Linked DNA regions of Mus musculus: region 1 is linked to region 2. Evidence: chromatin contacts called from ENCODE Hi-C or POLR2A ChIA-PET data. All regions are on one chromosome and are shown on one strand. Each heading gives the region's core, a stretch centred on a gene start or an enhancer-like site at or near the end of the contact. The rest is flanking DNA. Distances are from core to core; before and after follow the strand shown. Region 1 holds the start of Ptpn22 (protein tyrosine phosphatase, non-receptor type 22 (lymphoid)). Region 2 holds the start of Hipk1 (homeodomain interacting protein kinase 1).

What was found. A loop is a pair of places that touch in the nucleus more often than their neighbours do. ChIA-PET counts read pairs that join two places held with the same protein, here RNA polymerase II (POLR2A).
Region 1: a loop to region 2 is called in a map of T-helper 17 cell, with 2.1 times the contacts of the local background. The contact joins the promoter of Ptpn22 here to the promoter of Hipk1 in region 2. A Hi-C loop is called at or near these places in 1 of 37 maps with a recorded cell type or tissue (T-helper 17 cell). POLR2A ChIA-PET finds 5 or more read pairs at or near these places in 3 of 5 experiments (Patski and embryonic stem cell).

The regions. Positions count from the first base shown.
Region 1 is chr3:103,856,590-103,861,878 of GRCm38, forward strand. It overlaps Ptpn22 (protein tyrosine phosphatase, non-receptor type 22 (lymphoid)), which reads left to right and starts at 3,688. Exons shown (of 21, transcript NM_008979.2): 1 at 3,688-3,901. The coding sequence starts at 3,815.
Region 2 is chr3:103,789,568-103,794,274 of GRCm38, forward strand. It overlaps Hipk1 (homeodomain interacting protein kinase 1), which reads right to left and starts at 1,708. Exons shown (of 16, transcript NM_010432.2): 1 at 1,428-1,708.

The DNA of each region.
Region 1 (5,289 bases), core at 2,438-4,937, 69 kb after region 2:
GAGGTGGGGGAAGGGAGGGGAGAAGAGAACCAACAGAAAGTCTCAGAATATTTGCTAAGGAGGTGACTCAGCAGCAGGAGACTCAATTCCCTCCACCCATCTGGGATTCTTGTTTGTTTGTTTGTTTTCAGGACAGGGTTTCATTGTGTCCCTTGCTGTCCTAGAACTCACTATGTAGACCAGGCTGGCCTTGAACTCACAGAGATCTGCCTGCCTCTACCTCATGCTGGGATTAAAGGCATGTATCACCACTGCCCAGCCCATCTGTAATTCCTGTTCCAGGAGATTCAATGTCATTTCAATGCCATCTCTGGCTTCCCTGGGTACCAGGTATGCATATGGTATACATATAGACATACACATGTAGGCAAAACATCCATTTATATAAAATTAAATAAAATGCCTTAACACCAACAAGATTAATAACCATAGGTTATTAGATGAAAATCCCAATGTCAGAGATAGGAATTGCCTACCTCTGTTGTTAGATAGAAAGCACACACACACACACACTACAAGCAATTGTCAATGTTTCTGGGTTTCCATCAGAACTAAGATCTTGCTGCCAAAGGTGACATATGCTTCGGTTGCAAGACATACTGAAATCAAGCTGGTGCTAAGAAGCTTCCTTTCTGGTGGCTAACTGGTGCTCTGCAGGCTGCTGGGGAGGCTGGTCACCAACATTGTTATTTAGCTGTGGACATCTATACAATAACGCCTACTGGCAATATGAGCCCTGGGGCAATGGCAGCAGGTCTCTTCAGCAGATAACCAGCAGCTTTCTGAGTGGATTTGATGCCCTTGCCATCTACATGGTACTATAAATCTGGTTAAATGCTCTGGCTGGGGGAAAAGAAAAACAAAACAAAACAACAGCAGCAACAACAACCAAAACCTCTGGCTGGGAGGTCATAGGCCCTTATAGGGCATCCACTGCTGTCGTTTTGCAAAGCGGACGTGATGCGCCTGTCTAACTGCCTTCTAGATAACTTTCTGTCTATAGAGTAGTGGTGCTTTCAGTTTTGGTCAGAGAACGTACTGTCTGCAGTGATAGGCAGTGACTGCAGAGACAACTCTGGTCAGAGTTCTGAGAATAAACCACTGGTGAGTGCTCAGGAATAAATGGGACACCTACATCACCCCTCCCCACCCCAAAACCCAGGGAGCACTCCCAGAGAAGGGACAGAGAGAGATTATTTATTAACTTTTTCTTTTAACTTTTCTTTTGTTTTGAGACAGAATTTTACTGTGTAGATCAGGCTGGTCTTAAAACTCACAGAAATCTGCCTGCCTCTGTCTCCTGAGTGCCAGGATTTAAAGGCCTATCTTTCCAGTGTAAAGGCAGGCGAAGGCGGTTGAAGAGGTGGGGAATGCTAATCTCTAAGTGGGACTTGGGTGTTACACTCTTGAGCTCATGGAAGCTGTGCCACTCGTAGAGGATCCACACAAACTTGAGTTTGTGTCAACTCAACACTCTGTCGCGGAGGGTAAGGGATTCATGGAGTCCCACCCCAGCCTGAAGATCTCTATGCCGGTAATGGTTGGCAGGGAAGGGAGAGAAGTCATCTTCAGTGTGAGACTCTGGTAAGCTATGCATGCTCCCCTAAACTACCCTAATGAAGCTCACTGGGATTGAAAACTAAAAAAGACATGAAAGTGGGAGGCAGGAGATGGTTGGCAAGAGGAGAGGGGTTAGGTGTGAAGAGAAGAGAGGGTAAGACTGAATGCGTAGTGTAATCGGAATGCATTAACTACAATATGAAAATGTCATGTAATCCATTATGTGTGACTAATGTATGATAATAATGTTCCTCTTTCTATTTTTATGGCCTACACACACACACACACACACACACACACACACACACACACACACACACACTTAAATCTAGATTCTCTGTTTAAGGGGAAAAAACATGTAATACTTGCCTTTCTGAGTCTGGCTTAAATTTCATATTTTCATATAATTTTATTTATAGTTAACTTAGGATTTTTAAAGTATTTAACTTTTGAGACAGTGTCTTGCTATATATAGTTCAGATAGGCCTGCACTTTGTAACCATTCTCCTATCTGAGCCTCCTCAGTGCTAGTGTTACAAGTATATTCCATTATACCCTGAAGAATGTTGTATTCTTTTTAAAAATAAAGCTTCCCCATATTTTGTATGTTTTAAAATAGTCAAATATTGCATCATTTAGAGTAGCAAGAAATTTCCTGTTGTTGCTAGACAAGGATAATCTCAGAGATTTGTTTTAGTCTCAGGAAATATTGCTGAAGAATTATGGTTCATTTTAATTTGTGTGAACTACATTTGAAATTCTTTATGTGAAATACTAACTTCAAATTGCCTGCCAAGGGTTCAATGAAGAGGGTGCAGCGTGTTTTGTGTTCAAAATCATGATTTTCTGAAGGGAGTTTGAATAGTGTAAAACCAGAAAGGGTTGCTAATATCTTAATAGAGGAAGTCCAAACTACACCTTTCCCAGTTTTTTTTTTTAACTTGAAACTAATTTTGTAACATTCTGTTTACTGAACTTCCTCATTTGCAAGGGTTTTCACACTGAATTAGATCTTGAGTGGATTTGTGCCCATCGAAGAGAGGATTTATGCAAACGGAGATGTGGAAGCATTCTCTGGAATAACCTGCCTTGTTAAGGCACTGATACCACAGATGTGGACGGCTCCCTGAAACGCGATCTTTTCTGAGATAGGCTCTGTAGGATCAAAATGTCAACATGTCTTCATGAATTCTTCAGCCTCTTTCATTCTTCCTCCCTCCCCTTCTGAGAGAGAGAGAGAGAGAGAGAGAGAGAGCGCTCACTTTGTTTCTCAGGTGTCTCAAACTCTGAGACTCAAGTGATCTTGCAGCTGGGGACAGTCCTGAGGAGCTGGGACTGCACCACCTCTCCTCAATTCTCTCCAGACAGGCTGACCTAGATAGAATCTGTATGGTTCTCAGCAAGCAATATTTTAGCTTTAGTTCCGTTTTGTCCTTTCGCTGTTTGCTAGCAGTGCGTTCTGGGGATATTGTGCTAACTGCCTCCCCGGTGCTTCCCATCCTGTGTAGAGCTGTACTCTCAGTGTTTGCAAAGCTACTGGAGGTCTGAAGAAGTACAGAGACCAACACTTCCCTTAATGAGGGCCAGTACTTCCCCAGTCACGGGTGAGATGGACCATCAGAAGCAGTGGACTTTGCTTCCTCTAAAAGAAAAACGTGAGGTTTATAATGGAAGCTTGACAAATTCTGAAACAAAATGCCCGCTTGATGAGCAGAGGTCTGCCATGATCATATCTATAGGAGACTTTGGGGATAATGGTCCGGGTCGGAGATAGGTAACTCCAGTGTTTGTCTCCTCTCCTGCAGCAGGGCATAGGTGGGCGTCACCCAGGCCTTTCTGCTCACTGGGATGTGAAAAGCTGAACTCACAGGTTAGTGCTGTACTTTCTGCCTTTCTTCTGGGAATGGAAGAACTGAGTGCTGTCTGAGACTGACAGCGTGGAACAGTCTCTGAGCTAAGCAGACCACAGTTTGTGTTCTGGTTAGCCTCTTGTTTGTTACATTTGAACAGTAGCCAAGTTTCTTTGTTGAGAAAGGAAGGCGCTAGGGCCCTGCAGGGAGATGATGGCTTTGTTGTGTGACCACAGAAGCTAGTTTTGTACTAATTTCCTCTAGGGCTTGTGATGAAGTCAGTAAACCACAGCCTCCAGCACGCTGTGCTCCTGCAGCAGCAGTGGCTTCTTGGTGCTGCCTTGGCCATGACACATATTTGACATGCCCTCCCTTAACCTACTCACAGACTCTTGCTCTGCGGCATGGACCAAAGAGAAATTCTGCAGCAACTACTGAAAGAAGCCCAGAAAAAGAAACTCAACAGTGAGGAGTTTGCCAGTGAATTTCTGGTGAGTTCTGGAATGCTCTGAAGAGTTCTTAGATAAACTGTGTAGCAGTCTGTGGTGGCCCAGTTTGCCTAGACGCAATTGCTGTAGGGATAACACGACCATGGAGTTTGGAGTGGAAGGGAGGAAGGCGACCTAAGAACATAACCTCTCTGGGCTTTGTTGTGTCTGTGCTCAGGGTTTTCTCCAGGTAGGCTGGTTTTAATGTTGGGTTTGCTTGTTCTTTTGAGCTTAATGGTCCTACAGAAGGTATAGACAGGTGTATGGATATTAATGCTTTCTGAACATCTGCAGAAAGCATTTGCATTGTGACATATGCTTCAGATTACTAATAAGAGTAGCTTTTCATGTTACGTGTTATTTTTAGCTTCCCTATAGGCTATCATTGGGATAACAGGGGTTTGAAAAACACCAAAAACTCTCATTTTGCCACTTTTTCTCCTATCCCTTTGAAAACAAGTTGATTATTAGAATAGGCATTTTCCTTTTTAACAATAGCTGGGCTTCTTTAACTTATATTGTCTGGAGAAGTGGGCTAGGGAGAGTGGGGAGTAGAGACACGTGAGAGACATGGAGAGCAAGGTAGCCTGGGAGCAGGTGGACTTGATTATCCAGAACTCAAATCCACTTAGAGGGAGCCATAGTTAACAGTGTAACAAAAGCTGGGCGGCCCATTTTCCATCCCTGTCAGGCACATCAGATAACATGGTATTTGACACACCTGTCATGCTTTTGGTTTTTGCTTAGTGTTTGTTTGTTTGTTTGTTTGTTTGTATCAGTATGTAGCTCTGTCTGGCCTAGAGCTCACTATGTAGATCAGGTTTGGCCTTGAACTTAAAAGATCCTCCTGCCTCTGCCTCACTGGGATCAAAGGCATGTACGACCACACCAACCTGCTGTGTTCTAAAAGCTTCTAATTGGTATTTCAGAACTGTAAGAATGTTAAGCCTTAGCCCTTCAGCTTTGAATTGAGAAAAATAAAGAACATCGACATGGTCATCATTCAAATTATCAAATATTTAACGTGTTCCCAAATCACCCTAACTCTTTGTTTTCTAGGTTAAAAAAATGAGGATAATAATTTATGTCCTATCTATCTCATTTTGGATTATTGTGATGATTATATCATTAATTATAATAATTAAATGAGAACAAGGTGTTTTGGAGGCACCCAGAGACCCAGTTACTTGGAAGGCTGAGGTGGGTTAAATCTTGAGTTCAAGGCTCGCCCAGGCGACTGAGAGGGACCGTGTCTCAGAAAAGGGATCATTTAGGAGCACTTACTATGTACCAACTTTGTTTCTTCACACTAAGATACAATAGTAAACAAAATGTCTTTGCCTTCCAGAACTAGCGTTCTGGCACCAGATATTAGAAGAGAAAACTATCCA
Region 2 (4,707 bases), core at 458-2,957:
TGTGTGCTGCCAAGGAGAGTATCTAAAAGACTCCATCACATTGCAACACTGAGTCCTGAGAAAATTGCATGCAAAGTCTTAAAATAACCAGTTGAATAACAGTGATGAGGTAAAATGAGTCGTTAGGTTTTTAAATGTTTTACAGGAAGCTTTAGGCTTTTAACTGAGCAACCCCCACCCCCAAAAAAAATTGGCAATGGTTTGCATTCTCTATCATCTTAACCAAAAAAAAAACAAAAAAAAACAAAAAAAACAAAATCTTACAGACCATGAATCAAAAATAGCTTTACACAAACAAGAGCAAAATTGTAGGTTTTGCTGAGGCCATCCGCCACTTAATTTAACCCCACTCCGTCTACAGCAGGAAGCCATGCTGCTGTTTTCATCAGTTACTAGGAAACAAGATAAAGAGCGGACTGGGGCAACGGAGTCTACATTTGAAACTCTTGTTTGTGGCTGCACTACACTACTGAGAATTCTCAAAGTGTCACCAAAGAGACAAGAATGCGCATCTTATGAGTATCCACAACTGAGTCACTGGTTATGTAGAGAAAAGATTCACTTACTGGAGCTTGCCCCCACCCCCTCTCCGGCTTCCCGTTCCAGTACCCATTCCCAAACAGGAAAGAAAACGCGCCCAGCATAAACACACAGGCCATTGCTCACGGTTCGTCACCACAACAAACTGGAGGTTAGACCAACGCTCCTAGAGACCAAGTTTTTAGGTCTCGGTTGCCAAGCACAAAAGGGGGACGCTGCCCTACAGAGCTGTTTATAGTGTGGGTCCTACCCAAAGGCTTTTGGTTGTTTCCATCTTTTAATGTTTTGGATTTTGTTGTTCTTGGCTTTAAAGGCGACGACGGACTGCAAAAGTTTAGACCTCTAGCTTTGCCTTGCAGAGATAAACATATAGGTGGGCTGGTCCCCACACAGCGTTACCACCATCACAAATTACATACTCAAAGACTACAGAACATGAACCAAGAGAACAGAAAAGCTTCCATACCAGCCCGACCACCACGATTTACTCTAGATGCGGTTTCCCGGTCCCCAAAGGCACCAATACGCCCAAACTACAGCTACAGGGAGTGGGGTGACATGCACACGCACAAGCACAAGAACCTGCCACCGCAGTCCGCGGTTGGGGTGGAGATCTGTACGGTGGGGAGATGCCAGACGGACCCCTGTCACCTGAGGACAACACGATCTGGAGGGAAAGGCAGGAGGCAGGGGGAGCTGCCCATTTTCTCCGGCACGCAGTCGCGCCTGGCCGCTCGCGACCAGGCGCCTAGGGCCGCGCGGGGCCTGGCGAGAGAGGCACCCCAAGCAAGCCGGCTACCCAAGGGAGTCTGCGGCTCGCTCCGTCCCACCTCGGGGCGCCGACTCCCAAAGTCCACGACCCCAGCCCCTCGCCGAGCCTGACTCACCGCCGGTGTGTGTAGTTCTCAGCCTCGAGTCGGGGCCGCCGCGAGGAGGCGGCGGAGGAGAGGCGATCCGGGGCCCCGCAGCCGGGTCATCATACCCCCCGCACGAGCCGGCCCCGGCCCCGGCCCCCGCCCCCCGGAGCCGTCCCCGCGCCCGTCCTGCGGCCGGAGCCTCGCCAGCCTCCCGCCTGCCCTGCCACCCGGCCCCTTCCCGCCGCCGCCGCCTCAGCGCCGAGCGCTCCCGCCTCGGCCTCCCCTGCGGTCCGGGGCCACGGCCCGGCCCTTCGCTCCGCAGCCGCCGTTGTCACCAGACCCGACAAGTGGAGCCCCGAGCGACCGCCTCCATCCCGCCGGCCCCGCCTCGCCGGAACCATTCAGCCACCTAGCGCCATGACACCTACTGAGGCGGAAGTGCGGAGGAGCGGGAGGGCTGAGATCACTGCATCTTGCCCCGGGCCGCGGGTGTGGGTGGGCCTCCGTGGGGAGCCAGCGTGGACAGTGTGTGGGGACCGGTTTCCCAGTCCTCTCCGCACAGCAGTCTCCGAGGTCGTTTAACCGGCGTTTGGTGGCGGTCGGGTTTCTTACAGTTAGATGTCATCTCAGCTAGTGTGACATCACCCCAAACCAGTGTGATTTTCCCCCAACATCCCAATCACATCCCAGCGATTGGGCAGCGCAGGGAGACATTGACTACCTGGGGATGACTCTGAGGGTTTAGAATTCTCAGTTTTTACTTAAATTGTTTGCTGCCATGTCGATTTCAGGGCAGCATAAGGGATTTAGATGCCTCCCTGTGCTGAAGCGCTCCCACCGTAGAATCTGTTAGGAAATAAAATATCCGAACTCAGCTCCTCCATGCATGCAGTAAACAAAAATTGTCTTACCTCCACGAAGGGTAGAAAGGCGGTGGATTCCGGAAAGTGGACCTGGCATAATGTTTAAGAAAAATGACCCTGAAAACTAGGTTATCTTAGTAGACAGTTGCCAACTCAGCCTCAAGAGATTCTGTGGGACTTGATATGCCTTCCGCGCTGTAAAATGTTGGTTCTTAAAATGAGAAACATTTCTTGGAGTCGAGTATTTATAAGAGTAAGGTAGGATGGTACGTGCCTTTAAACCCAGGATTCATGCCTTTAAACCCAAGATTCTGGAAGGAGAGGCAGATGGATCTCTTGTGAGTTTGTCAACTTGATCTACATAGAGAGGCCCTACCTAAAAGAAAGAGGAGTGCCGGGCAGTGGTGGCGCACGCCTTTAATCCCAGCACTTGGGAGGCAGAGACAGGCGGGATTTCTGAGTTCGAGGCCAGCCTGGTCTACAGAGTGAGTTCCAGGACAGCCAGGGCTACACAGAGAAACCCTGTCTCTGAAAACCAAAAAAAAAAAAAAAAAAAAAAAAGAAAGAGGAGGAGATGGAAAATGTGTTCTTTCTTACAAGAACAGTCTGAACCCCTAACTGACTATCCACCACCATAGATTTTTACCTGTGTCCTGTGAGCAGAGAGCAGGTCTAGGAGAGGCCTTTCTATCAGTTATATTTTTCAGTCCTCACTCATACATCCATGATTTCTTTGGATCTTCACCTAACAAAATGTTTTCTAGGCTATCCTATCATACCTTTTAAGGAAAGTCGTTTGAGTTTCTCCTCTTAACATTGGGAATGGGGAGGAAGTTCATTTCCCTGGAGAGCCAGGGTTAGCAAAATGTTCAATCCCACAGGACAGATTCCCTTGCATATTTTCACAGAAACTTCCTTTCTTGAGTGTTTAGAGAACATAAAGTCCTCATGTTGGGCTGGCCCTGGAAATACCAAGACACAGAATGAATGAACATGCCTGCTTAGATAGCCAAGAAAAAGGCCTGGTGTTAAACAGATCTGCTTAACAAACAAGCTTTAGTTATGAATTGCTCATTTTGCCCTACCTCACCAGAACTCTATGACTGGCTTTTCATTTACTCTCAAGTTATGTCTCTTTTGTGTTTGAAAACATCTCAGATGTTACATGTCAGAGCCTTTCCTGATTGACTCCTGCATTCTCACTCAGCCCTGTCACCTACCTGTTTATTTGTACCAGCTCTTCATATAATTAGTCTCTGTTTTCGTTGTTCTTGACTTGTTTTTTTTTTTTTTCAATCTGTCTCAGTCTTCAGGGAATGTTTAAAAGTGTAGTATTTTTTTCCTCTCTAATGTCATTCACTCATTCGTCCAACAAACTGCTTTATGCCAGACACTCCCTAGATACCAGTTCAGATGAAAGATGAGTAGGATGTAGTCTTCTCCCCCCCCCCCAGAGTTTTCAATCCAGTGAGGAAAAATGCCACACAAATATACATGACTTGAATAATGGAGTCAGAGAAGACCATCAGAGAAGAAAATATCTAAGCATGTTTCAGTCAACAAAGCTTCAAAGTTTAGTGCTGCATAGTCTGTTTTCCATTCAACAAATCTATAGAGTATCTCCTATGTGCGGGACATTGCTGGAAATTAAGGAGGAAACAGCACAGCCTATACACTAAAGGAACTAACTGGATGCAGGATTGGTAAGGCAGGTAGACTCAAGAGTTTTGAAAAGCAGAGGCTTGATCAGAGGAGCAGGACATGGTAGTGGGAAGGTCAGTGAGTGGAGAAAGGGGCAGAACAAGTACTTCCTCTCTCAGACAAGAGCGAGCAGCTGGAGAAGGACTGGGGCTGTGGTCAGTGCTGCAGGTACAAAGTTACTTTTAGTCAGTCCTGGTAGCACAGGCCTGTAATCCCAGCACTTGGGAGGGAGAGACAGGAAGATCTGGATTTCAAGGCCAGCCTGAGCTACTTGAGACTTAGTCTCAAAAACTAAATTTTTTTTTAAAGTCACTTCCCAAGAAGCAGAGACAAGATAATCTCTGTGGATTTGAGCCAAGCCTGGTCTACATAGAAAGTTCCAAGCCAGCTAGATCTACAAAGTGAGATCCAGTTTCAAAAGAGCACAAAAAAGAACTTTGACTTCTATTCTGAGCAAATGCCTTTAGAGGATTTCAGCAGAGAACTAGTGTGGTTTGAAATAAGTTGTGCGAGACTGTGTGTTTGGGGAGCAGACAGGAGCAAGGGAGGAAGCGGGGTGAGTGCTTAGGAGATGCCCGCAGTGGCTCAGAGAAGACACAAAGGTTTCTTGGACAAGGGTGGTAGAGGTGAAATGGTAAGAGCAGGGAGATTTAAGATTGTCTCTAGAGTTCACAGAATTTGCTAGCTGTTTGGGTGGGAAGGGGAATGAAAGAGAAAGGACAAAATTCTTGCCCGATGGCTGGCAC